Regions from separate parts of the Homo sapiens genome. Here region 1 is linked to region 2. A link is a contact called in ENCODE Hi-C or POLR2A ChIA-PET data. All regions are on one chromosome and are shown on one strand. Each heading gives the region's core, a stretch centred on a gene start or an enhancer-like site at or near the end of the contact. The rest is flanking DNA. Distances are from core to core; before and after follow the strand shown. Region 1 overlaps LOC105376126 (a long non-coding RNA gene). Region 2 overlaps LINC02872 (long intergenic non-protein coding RNA 2872).

What was found. Hi-C counts contacts between places; a loop is a spot of excess contacts on that map. ChIA-PET counts read pairs that join two places held with the same protein, here RNA polymerase II (POLR2A). Pooled maps may share reads with other maps.
Region 1: a loop to region 2 is called in a map of aorta, with 5 times the contacts of the local background. The contact joins two enhancer-like sites. A Hi-C loop is called at or near these places in 3 of 168 maps with a recorded cell type or tissue (aorta and transverse colon) and 2 of 50 pooled maps. POLR2A ChIA-PET finds 5 or more read pairs at or near these places in 2 of 52 experiments (GM12878 and HEK293).

Annotation. Positions count from the first base shown.
Region 1 is chr9:87,196,020-87,201,132 of GRCh38, forward strand. LOC105376126 (a long non-coding RNA gene) reads right to left here. Exons shown (of 15, transcript XR_007061642.1): 13 at 1,917-2,102; 14 at 174-260; 15 at 1-47. Among named protein-coding and RNA genes, the nearest start is that of LINC02872, 50 kb to the left of the region's middle. RefSeq lists an enhancer at 3,841-4,342. Within about 2 kb of position 2,877, at least 5 of the 41 ENCODE cell types and tissues checked have a DNase peak (open chromatin) inside an H3K27ac peak, as active enhancers do.
Region 2 is chr9:87,159,304-87,164,527 of GRCh38, forward strand. It overlaps LINC02872 (long intergenic non-protein coding RNA 2872), which reads left to right. Exons shown (of 2, transcript NR_161226.1): 2 at 1-423. Among named protein-coding and RNA genes, the nearest start is that of LINC02872, 13 kb to the left of the region's middle. Within about 2 kb of position 1,293, at least 5 of the 41 ENCODE cell types and tissues checked have a DNase peak (open chromatin) inside an H3K27ac peak, as active enhancers do.

The DNA.
Region 1 (5,113 bases), core at 1,627-4,126, 38 kb after region 2:
ATGATGTGGCAATGTGCCTTAATTTCATGGTTCTTCAATTTCTTTATCTATAAAATATAGGCAATAATAGCTCTTGGCACACAGACTTGTCATAGGGATCAAATGAGATAATATACAATGTCAGAGTTTTGCATAATGCCTAGCACATAATGGCTAGGGTCAAGATACATTACCTCAGATAAATAGGGAAGGATCACCAGCAAAATCCCACAGATGCAAGCGACCACGGTGTTTGGAGAGCACTGGGTGGACCAGCCTGGCTGGAGAAGAGAACAGGGAAATAGAGAAAGATAAAATAATAGTTTTTAGTCAAGATTTGTGTAGATCTAAAATAACTTTTAGAAATAAGAAAAGGACAGAGAAGTGCACAAACATTTTGAGAAACCTGGGTTTTATTCCGAAGTCCATTGAGAGCTACTACCGGTATTTTTTTGTGCCGCATAATGACACGGTGAATGCAGAATTTGGGAAAAACTAACTCAGCTTTCTATAGGGCAGTGTGAAACAGGGAGAGTCTGTGGTTAGAGAGGAGAGTTAGGAAGTGGTAAAGGGTTAAGACGCCAAAAGAGAGGAAGGAAATGTACATGAATACTACAGTGTGAAACTGAAAGATTGTGGGAATGGTGTTCTCTTTGATATTAGTAGGCAGCTTAGGAAAAGAAGACAGTTTTAAAGTGAAGATGAAGAATTCCGTTTGCATCTACTGACTTTATTTGGGACAAAGAGATATGGATGTTGAAATGTTCCATAGACCATGGGAGACCAGGATTTGGATGAGAAATTAATGGTGGAGATATAGCTTTAGAGGTCACCCATCCAAACATGATATATAAAGCCTTGAAAGTCAATGGACAAATCTAGCACTGAAGAGGAGACAGCAGAGGAACAAGAATGATATGTGTGTTCTTTCTTTCTTTTTTAAAAAAAAGTTGTTTTCCAAAGGATAAAAACATAGCAGGTCATTGGAGAGAGCGGAGGGAAAGCTCTAACACTTTGGAATCGAAAGTAGAAGAGTGATGCGGGAAAGAGAAGAAAGCCAGCCCTGTTGAATAATCCCCAGAGCTGATGGAGGACGATGGAGGCAAAACTCGCTGAGTTGAGTTGACCTCCCCATTAAATGGAAGAAACTCTGGAAATACATGGAATACATTGGCTTAAATCCACTCTAAGTTATAAATAACCCACAGGAGAGAGTGTTTGCTGGTGGAAGAGTTTGCTGGGAGAAAGGAAACATTAAAGCATGGGGGAAATTGAAGGTGAGGAGATTGGAGCATGCGGTGCCTTAGGCTTGGTCTCCTTTCAAACCCGCTCTGGGACAAGAACGTGAATGCAAGCAGTTGATTTAGGATGTGATCCCAGGAAGGACCAGAAAAGAAGCAGATATTGGGCCAGGGATGGGAAGAAAGTCAATGCAGGGTACATTAATCAGCAGGGTCACACTGTGGGCAGCCAGGACTCAGTCCTGCTAGGAGCCGGGGAAGGACTGTGAAGAACCAGTTTGAGAGCCATCCCAGCTGAGCAGAGACTCTTCGGAGTACTCAGTCACCAAGTCTAGGCTGCTAGATGAGAGATGTTCCTGGATTTTAACTCTCTGGTACTTTTGGTCTACTTGTGCCTGCAACCAGAGAAAGCCCTGAGGAGAGAGCATAAGGCTGGCAGTAAGCAGCCTCTGGTGTGTCCAAGAACAGCAAGTACTGAGGGGCTACGGGTGGGGCACCCACAAGGTTTAGAGAGCAGATGCTGCAGCCAGACTGCCTGAGTGTGAATTTGGCTGGATTTTCTGCCGCTGAGTACAACTCGGGGCAGGGCTGCTGGGGTCTTCTGATATAGGTCCAGCTCAGCTTGCTTCTAGACCGGCTTCAGAAACCTAAAAGAGTCAAGTTACCTGTCGGGAGCCTGATATCATTATTACTCACCACATTTTGGTCACTTGCTGTGTGTCAGACATTGTACAAGATGCTTTCTACGTGACAGAAACCCCTGCCTCTCCACACAATCTGCTCTCTCCTTACAATCTGCTCTCTCCGTCCTCAGTGGATGGGGGCTTTGTTACTCCGGCATTAAGTGGCACAGATGAGTTAGCCTCACTCCTGAAGGTTCTCCTGTAAAGATGATTAATATTAAGAGATGCTATACTCTAAATACTCCAGAGACCTAAGGATCTACAGATACTTTTTCAGGATCGACTGGGGAATGACGGTTGTCACGGTGTTGAGAGCGTTGCAATGTTCTTATCAGACAATCACAAACACACGCTGAATCCAGAAGATGCTGGACCATAAGGCATTTCTTTTCACACCATGCAGGTCCAAGAAGTCTTTATTCTCTACTCTTTCTCCCTCTTCTCTCCCTTCTCCCCCTGTTAGTTTTCGGCTTCTCTGGCTTCCCTTCATAATTCTGGCTCTGTCATGGAAGCACATGGCAAAGCTGGCCGTGTTTCCTCTGGAGTATTCCAGGTCCACTTGGCTGGCCCTCTCCTTAGAACCACATTCCTGGGGTTATGGGGAGACAACAGCTCCCTGTCATTACTAGCTGAAGGGAATAGTAGCATCCTTCATTAGATCCTCTCAACCTTGCTCATATCTTTATAGATAGTCCCTTTATCAGCCTCACTTCAAATTACCCAATGAGGGTTTATCTTCTGTTCCTGCAGGACCCTAACTGACAATACAGCACTCAAGTAGACTACAGGCAATTCCGTGGCAGAAACCCCACCTTATGCTTCTCTCTGAGCCTGTCCTTGCAAAGATACAACCACAAATGTTAGTAGAGATTAAAACTGAGGTTCAGTGTGGACTCCATCAGAGGAGCATGACTGTTCCTGGAGAAAAAGCATTTTCAGAAGGGGCACTGTAACTTCATTCTTTTACTCAACAAATACTGAAAGCCAGGCACTGTTCTAGGTGCCAGGAAAATAGTATGAGCAAGACAGAATTTCTGCCTCCAGGAGTTATATTCTAATGGAAGGAGTGAGTCAGAACACACACTGGTATAAATTAAAAAGACAATTCCAGATAACGCTAAGTAGAATTTTTAAAGTGCTAGAACGGGAGGATACTTAGTTAGATGGCTAACTAAGGCTCTTATAAGTTCATTTCCAAGGTGATTGGGCCCCTTCGTTAGCATAACAGAGACACCCTATTTTGAGGACTTCTGAAATCATTGAGGGTAATTTTAACAATGCAATTCAATGGGAGAAGGAAAAATAAATCATTGAAATTTGGGTATTAATGTTAAAGGGACTTATTTGGACCCCAAAACAGGACTGTACATCTCTCCACCCTTATCACTGATGCGCCTCTAGTAGTCCAAGAAAAACTGTGTCATTGAAGAGTTGCTGCAATTTTTTCTTCTCTTATGGAGACTGTAACTCTGATCAAAGTGATATGAAGATGCTATTCTTTGGCTTCTGCAAATAGAATGAAAATGACTTTTGGCTGTGGGTATGTGAGGTTTTTCTCAAAATGGAATGTGAGGGCGAGCACTAATGTGCTAATAAACCTCTGTTGGCAGGAAAGAGGTTTTGTCAACGAACTGTGAGAGAAGCAGAATATAGTCCCAAGAAGTTGCAAGATGGGGTCTGCTTTACAGGAATTGGAATCAAATTCAAACGTTTTATGGTTCGGCCATTTAAACATTGACTTAAACATTTGGACATGTATCCATCTCTGGTCTAGCCTGGAGCCACTATAACTTTCACATGAAATCCACTGCAAGCTACTAATTACTGTCTTCACAAAAACCACAGTGCAGGCAGTAGCTGAATTCTGCAAATGGGTTTTCTGCTCTCAAGGAATAATGCTAAAGGGAGGAAATTTGTAGATACCCAGGACCCCTACCCACAAGTATTTCCCCAAAACTTATTAATTTAATCCCAGGGCTCTCCTTCCCTTCTCTGGGCCCCATAGCTACCAGCTTCTCTCATCCTCAGCTCTCCGGCTTCTTCCCTAACAGCACATGCATTATAGTTTCTAGAGCAAGCTGGCTCAGGACTGTTAGAGGTAATCTCAGTCGACTGTGGCACCTTAAGGATGGAGCCCCTCATGGTGGCTTTTGTCAAAGTATTTAAACACTTACACGTGCCCAGCGTGTTTGAATTCTTTTCTAAGGAACTTACCATTTGCCTAATAGAATGACAAAAGCTTGGTAGCATAAGATCTGTTCACATCCTTGATATATGAAAGGCCATGGTTCTCAGACTTTTTAGTCCCAGTGCTTCTTCACACTCTTAAAATTATTAAGGCTCCCAAAAAGCTTCTGTTTTATATAGGTAGCGTTTATTGATGTTTTCTATTTGAAATTAAAACTGATAATTTTTTAAACTTACTTAAGATAACAATAAATATATTACATGTTGTCATAAATATCATACTTATATGAATAGTAAGTATATTTTCCAAAACCAAAAATATTTAATGAGAAGGGTAGCATTGTCTTACTGTTTTGCAAATCTCATTAATTTAATATCTGGCTTATTAGCAGATAGCTGGATTCCCATTTCTGTTTCCGTATTCAATCTGTTAAAGTGCTGTTATCCTTTCCCAGTTGGTGGGAAAGCAGCACCATGGGGTAGGAGTGCAGGGGGCGGGGGAAAGAAAGAACTTTCTGCTAATCCCAAGAATGTGCCATGAGATTTGGAGAGTGAAGGAAAAATAGTCTTGAGGTGTTGCAGTTTCACAGTTTTACCCCTTGAATCTACAATGTCAGATTTCAAATATTAGAACTGGATGGGATAAAATGGAATGTATTAACGGCATTCACCATGACCTGGATAAGATTAGAGACTATTATTCTAAGTGAAGTAACTGAGGAATGGAAAACCAAACATCGTATGTTGTCACTGATATGTCGGAGCTAAGCTATGAGGATGCAAAGGCATAAGAATGATACAACAGACTTTGGGGACTTCTGGGGAAGAGTGAGGGGAGGCGAGGGATAAAAGACTACACATAGGGTGCAGTGTATACTGCTTGGGTGATGGGTGCAACAGGTTCTCACAAATCTCCGCTAAAGAACTTACTCATGTAACCAAATACCACCTGTACCCTCAATAACTTATGGAAAAATAAAATTAAAAAAAGAAAAACAACTGGATGGGAACTTAGAGGTCACA
Region 2 (5,224 bases), core at 43-2,542:
ATATAAGAAAAATCAAAATTGAAATTACACTGAGACACTGCTTTTCACCTGTCAGAATGGCAAAACTCAAAGTGTGAATATACGCTATGAGAATGTGGAAAATTCTCATAGATTGCTTGTGGGCATCTAGAACAATTTGGTTGAATCACTAAAATCCACATGCCATTTGGCCCTGCAATTCTACTTTTAGAAATTTATCATATAGGAAACCTGCATATGAGTGAAATGACATACGTGGAGTGTTACTCCTGGCTGCATTGTTGGTAATCACAAAGAACACTAGAAAAAACTTAATGTCCATCAATAAGATGCTGATTAAATTAATTATTATACGTCATACAATGGAAAGTTAGAAAACCGTAAAAAAATGAAACCCTCTCTATAACCTGCTACCATATAATAAATAAAAGGACAGGCAATGATCTATATGTGTCTGTTTGGATATGCATTAAGAAACTTCAAAGGACAGGTAACAAAAAGTGGCTGCCCAGAGGAGAAGTGAGGGATGGGAGGGAGTCTGGACTGTAGGCCTAATAAAACCCCCAGATAAATAAAAACAAACCTACAAAGCACAGAAATAATCCTTAATGTCCAATCCCAGGGCTTTATCATAGTGGTCCCTTTATGTTTGGATGAGGTAAACCTATCCAATGTTTCAATTAACTTGGCTTATTATTAAGTCAATAATATTAAGGAACTTAATATTAGCAGGGATACTCTTTCATCTCAGGCATGTTAGATGCCTTCCATGATCTCCACGAGGAGGAAGAGCCCCTGAATCACCAGGGACACTGGTGAGGATGAAAGCATTTTGTTATGGATCCTTTTTCTTGGTGGCCTGAGCTGCTGGGGGCTTGAAGCCTGCCTCCCTCCCTGCAGGACACCCCACCCGACTGCTTTCTGCTCATCACACAGGGTGCCCTTGCATGATCACTATCCGCCCACTCCTAGGTGTCTGGTTCTGTGTGTGTGGTTTCCTACAGAACCAGACAGAAAAGTGAGTTCTGTTTTCTTCTCATCTTCCAGGCACCCAAAGCAAAACTTCACAAGCCCAGCCCTGAGCACCTGTCACATTGGAAGTGCTTCCTTCTCTGGTTCAGGAATTTGGTTTTGATTTTTGTTGGGGTTGCTCGGCCCCTATTGAAGGACAGAGTTTGAGGCTGGGGGTCTCTCCTTAGGCTTTTCCTGACCCTATGAAACAACCACAAACACCATCACTTTCCATAAGAGGATCAAGTTGCTTTTCTGAAATCACAAGGAGTCACTGATCTGCGCTGGCTTTCTCACGAGGGCACATGTGGCTGGGGCACAGCTGTTCCCATCTGTTACTTGGGCTGACACACAAGGACAGCTGTGAAGGGAGCGTGTCTCCTCCCCATCTCTGTTACAATGAGGCCTTGGTTTAGCCCAACTTCTGAATCCAGGTTATACTCCCTAATTGGCATACAAAAGCCCCAGGAATAAGGCAGAGAAGACTGGACCTTGCAAAGCTCGGCTCCAGTCATTTAAAATGAAATCAATCTCACTTCTCTCCTTTTCCCTCAGTGTCCTAAAATAATATTTGAAGTTCTGTTTAGTCTCTTTGGAGAACTGCCAGTGACTTCGAGGCATGTAGTGAAGCTGTATTTCAAGAGATGATTACACCCAGGACTTTGGAAAAGTGATTCTCACTTAGGAATAACATATGATACAGATTTAATAATCTGCCATAATACCTGTCTCCCCACTTTTTTTGTCTCAACCAAATAAGAGTAAAAAACTGATAGTGGCAAAAGGAACCTCTCTTCCATGGAAGTGATTGTTAAAGTGTTTTTTTTAATTGAATGAACTATTATCATGGCGAGTTTTGAAAGGAACCACATGCACAAGTTCTTAGATTTTCTGCTTTTGCCATTAACTATAGTAAATGTTTTCAAAAAATCTCTTTCCATCTTTTGCTAGTTGAAAAAAAAGAAAAAAATATTCTTACTGCATTGAAGTTATGAGTGAAATGAACAGTTTTTGAGAAAGAACAACAAAAAGCCCACTTGCCTGTTTTCTCCATTGTAACTACAATTATGTAATTAATTGTCAAGCTTGGTGACTCCCTTTCACAATCTGGAGAAGTGACACTCACTCTTTTTGAAAGATATGACAAACATATCTTTAATTACATAATCATTATATAGGGGCATCCTTATCAAATATTAATGAAATATAGAAAAACCCACGGTCATGTTGGACTGACTCTCCTGTAAACTAAGGATGACTGTGTTAATTCATTCTTGCATTGCTATAGAGAACTATCTGAGATTGGGTAATTTATAAAGAAAAGAGATTTAATTGGCTCATGGTTCTGCAGGCCGTACAGGAAGCATAGCTGGGGAGGCCTCAGGAAACTTACAATCATGGTGGAAGGTGAAGGAGAAGCAGGCATGTGTTACATGGCCAGGAGAAGGGGAAGAGAGAGAAGGGGGAGGTGCTACACACTTTGAAACAACCAGATCTCAAGAGAACTCACTATCATGAGAACTGCAAGGGGGAAATCCACCCCCATGATCCCATCACCTCCCAGCCAGCCCCTCCTCCAACATTGGGGATTACAATTCAACCTGAGATTCAGGTGAGGACACAAATCTAAACCATATCGGTGGCATATCCTTCCAGACCCTTTTAATGCATATGTACACATATTTATATTTACATTCAAATATATATGTAGATACAAATATTCATATGTAGATACAACTATGAATATAGAAATATATAATGTCAAGATCGTCTTTTACATACATAGAATCATGTTGTACACATTATTCCACAACTTGATTTTTAACTTAATATCCTGGTGATGTTTCTGTATCAGTACGTGTAAATTTACCTGACTACTGTGAAATATTCCATCCCTTCTATATGCCACAATTTATTAAACATTTTCCCTATATATTTAGATGGTTTCCAATATTTTTCCTATTAAAAATGATATTTCGATAGACATTCTTGCACAAAGTTCCTCAGGCACATGAGTATTTTCCTATAGTACACATCTAGACATGGAATTGTTAGGTCAAACGATCTGCATATTTTTGTTTTAAAAGATGTTGCTAAACAGTAGTTGTTATGGCTAAATATGGTGACAAACTCTATATTAGCTTAAATAATCCTCGTAATCTATGATGAGGCACTATTATTACCCCTAATTTGAAGTTGAGAAAACTGAGGTGCAGAGAGGTCCAGTAACTTGTTCAAGGTCACACAGCAGGTAACAGTGGAACCAGAATTCAACTCCTGGTATCTAGCTCCAGAATCTATGCTCTTAGCCTAACAGTTGGATGCCTCTCTCTAAAATGCAACTGTACAGATATATTATGTGCATTATAAACTATATACAAAAATTGAAATTAAAAGGGAGGCTATAAATTAGGTAACATTTTATAATACTTATTAACACTCAAAAGTTTTTCTTTCAATAAAACTATTCTTAATAGTAATATTTTAGTGAGAATAAAATAATTGAATATGTTCCCCTTTTTTAAAAAAATTGACTCTACCCTTTTTGATACAGCCATTGGAAACTTTGGTTCTAAGTTCAATTTATTGTCTGTCATAGCTGAAAATATTGCTGGGCAAAGGTAAACTCTAAGGGAAGAAGTACATCATTGGCTGTACTGTCTAAATCATAACATTCATTTTTAATCTCATTCACAAATTAAACAAAGTATTTTCCAAAAGTTTGGCTGGAAATGTTCTTTTTCCCATTTATCAATATATTTTCCTTAGAAAGTAATTAGGGCTAGGCAGGGTGGTTCATGCCTGTAATCTCAGCATTTTGAGAGGTTAAAGCAGGAGGATCGTTTGAGCTCAGGAGTTTGAGACCTTGTCTCTACAAAAAAATTTAAAAATCAGTCCACTGTGATGGTGCACACCTGTTGTTCCAGCTACTCAGGAGGCTGAAGCAGGAAGATTGCCTGAGCCCAGGAGATCAAGGCTGTAGCGAGCTATGATCACACCACCGCACTCCAGCAGAGTGGAGTGCGTGGCAGAGTGAGACTCTTTCTCTCTCAAAAAAAAAGTAATCAGAACATGTCACATTTTTTGTATTTTTAACAAATTAGATTTCAAAGTTTGGTAGCATGTTCTCAGTATGGCTGCCATTATCTCTTTCCTATATATGCACACCACTCCCCTGTTGAGATAAGAACTTTGTTCTTCCATTCGCTGGAATCTTGGCTGGTTAGTGACTGCTTTAGCCACAGAATATCGTAAAAATGATACTGCATGGCTTCTGAGACTTGATCATCAGAAGCCTTTGGCTTTTGTCTATATGTTAGTGTTCTACAGAGAAACAGACCCAATAGGATGTACAGTCATCCCTTGGTATCTGCCAGGGATTGGTTCCAGGACCCCCACAGATACCCAAATCAGTTGATGTTCAAGTCCTTTATATAAAATGGTGTAGTATTTGCATATAACCCATACGCATCCTTCTGTATACTTTAAATCATCTCTAGATAACTGATAACTAATATAATGTAATGTGATATAAATTGCTTGGGCTTTCTATAATAATATGTATTACAAAATACAGAGAAAGAGGGAAAGAGATGACTGACCAGGCCCCAGCTGCTCCAGTCATCTTAGTCCAGATACCAGACATAGAGTGAAGAGATTGTTGGATAACTTCAATCTCACTCACCATCTGACTGCGGCTGTAGAAGAGATCCCCAAATGAGAACCATCTAGACAACCTTGTCTATACGCAAAACTGTGAAAGATAAAAAGTTATTTTAAGCCACTTAGTTTTGGAGTGGTTTCTTATGTAGTGATAGTTATCTAGAACAGAATTTTACTGAAATACCACACTTGGGAGACTTTTCAACAGGTTAGAAAAGTTAATCTCATGTTTTTATTGAAGTGTGCAGATACAAGTATTTTGTATGAGTATACTCATAAAATTTTTGCAGAATCATGATAATGAAAAACATTTTCAAGCTTTCATTCCCAAAATGCTTTTTTTGTGGGCAAAAGTCTCTATTTAAAAAGCATTCTTTAAATTACTTATTTTTTAATTTTATTTCCATAGGTTTTGGGGGAATAGGTGGTGTTTGGTTACATGAGTAAGTTCTTTACTGGTGATTTGTGAGATTTTGGTGCACCCGTCACCCAAGCAGTATGCCCTATACTCAGTTTGTAGTCTTTTATCCCTCACCCTCCTCCAACTCTTTGCCTGGAGTCCCCAGAGTCC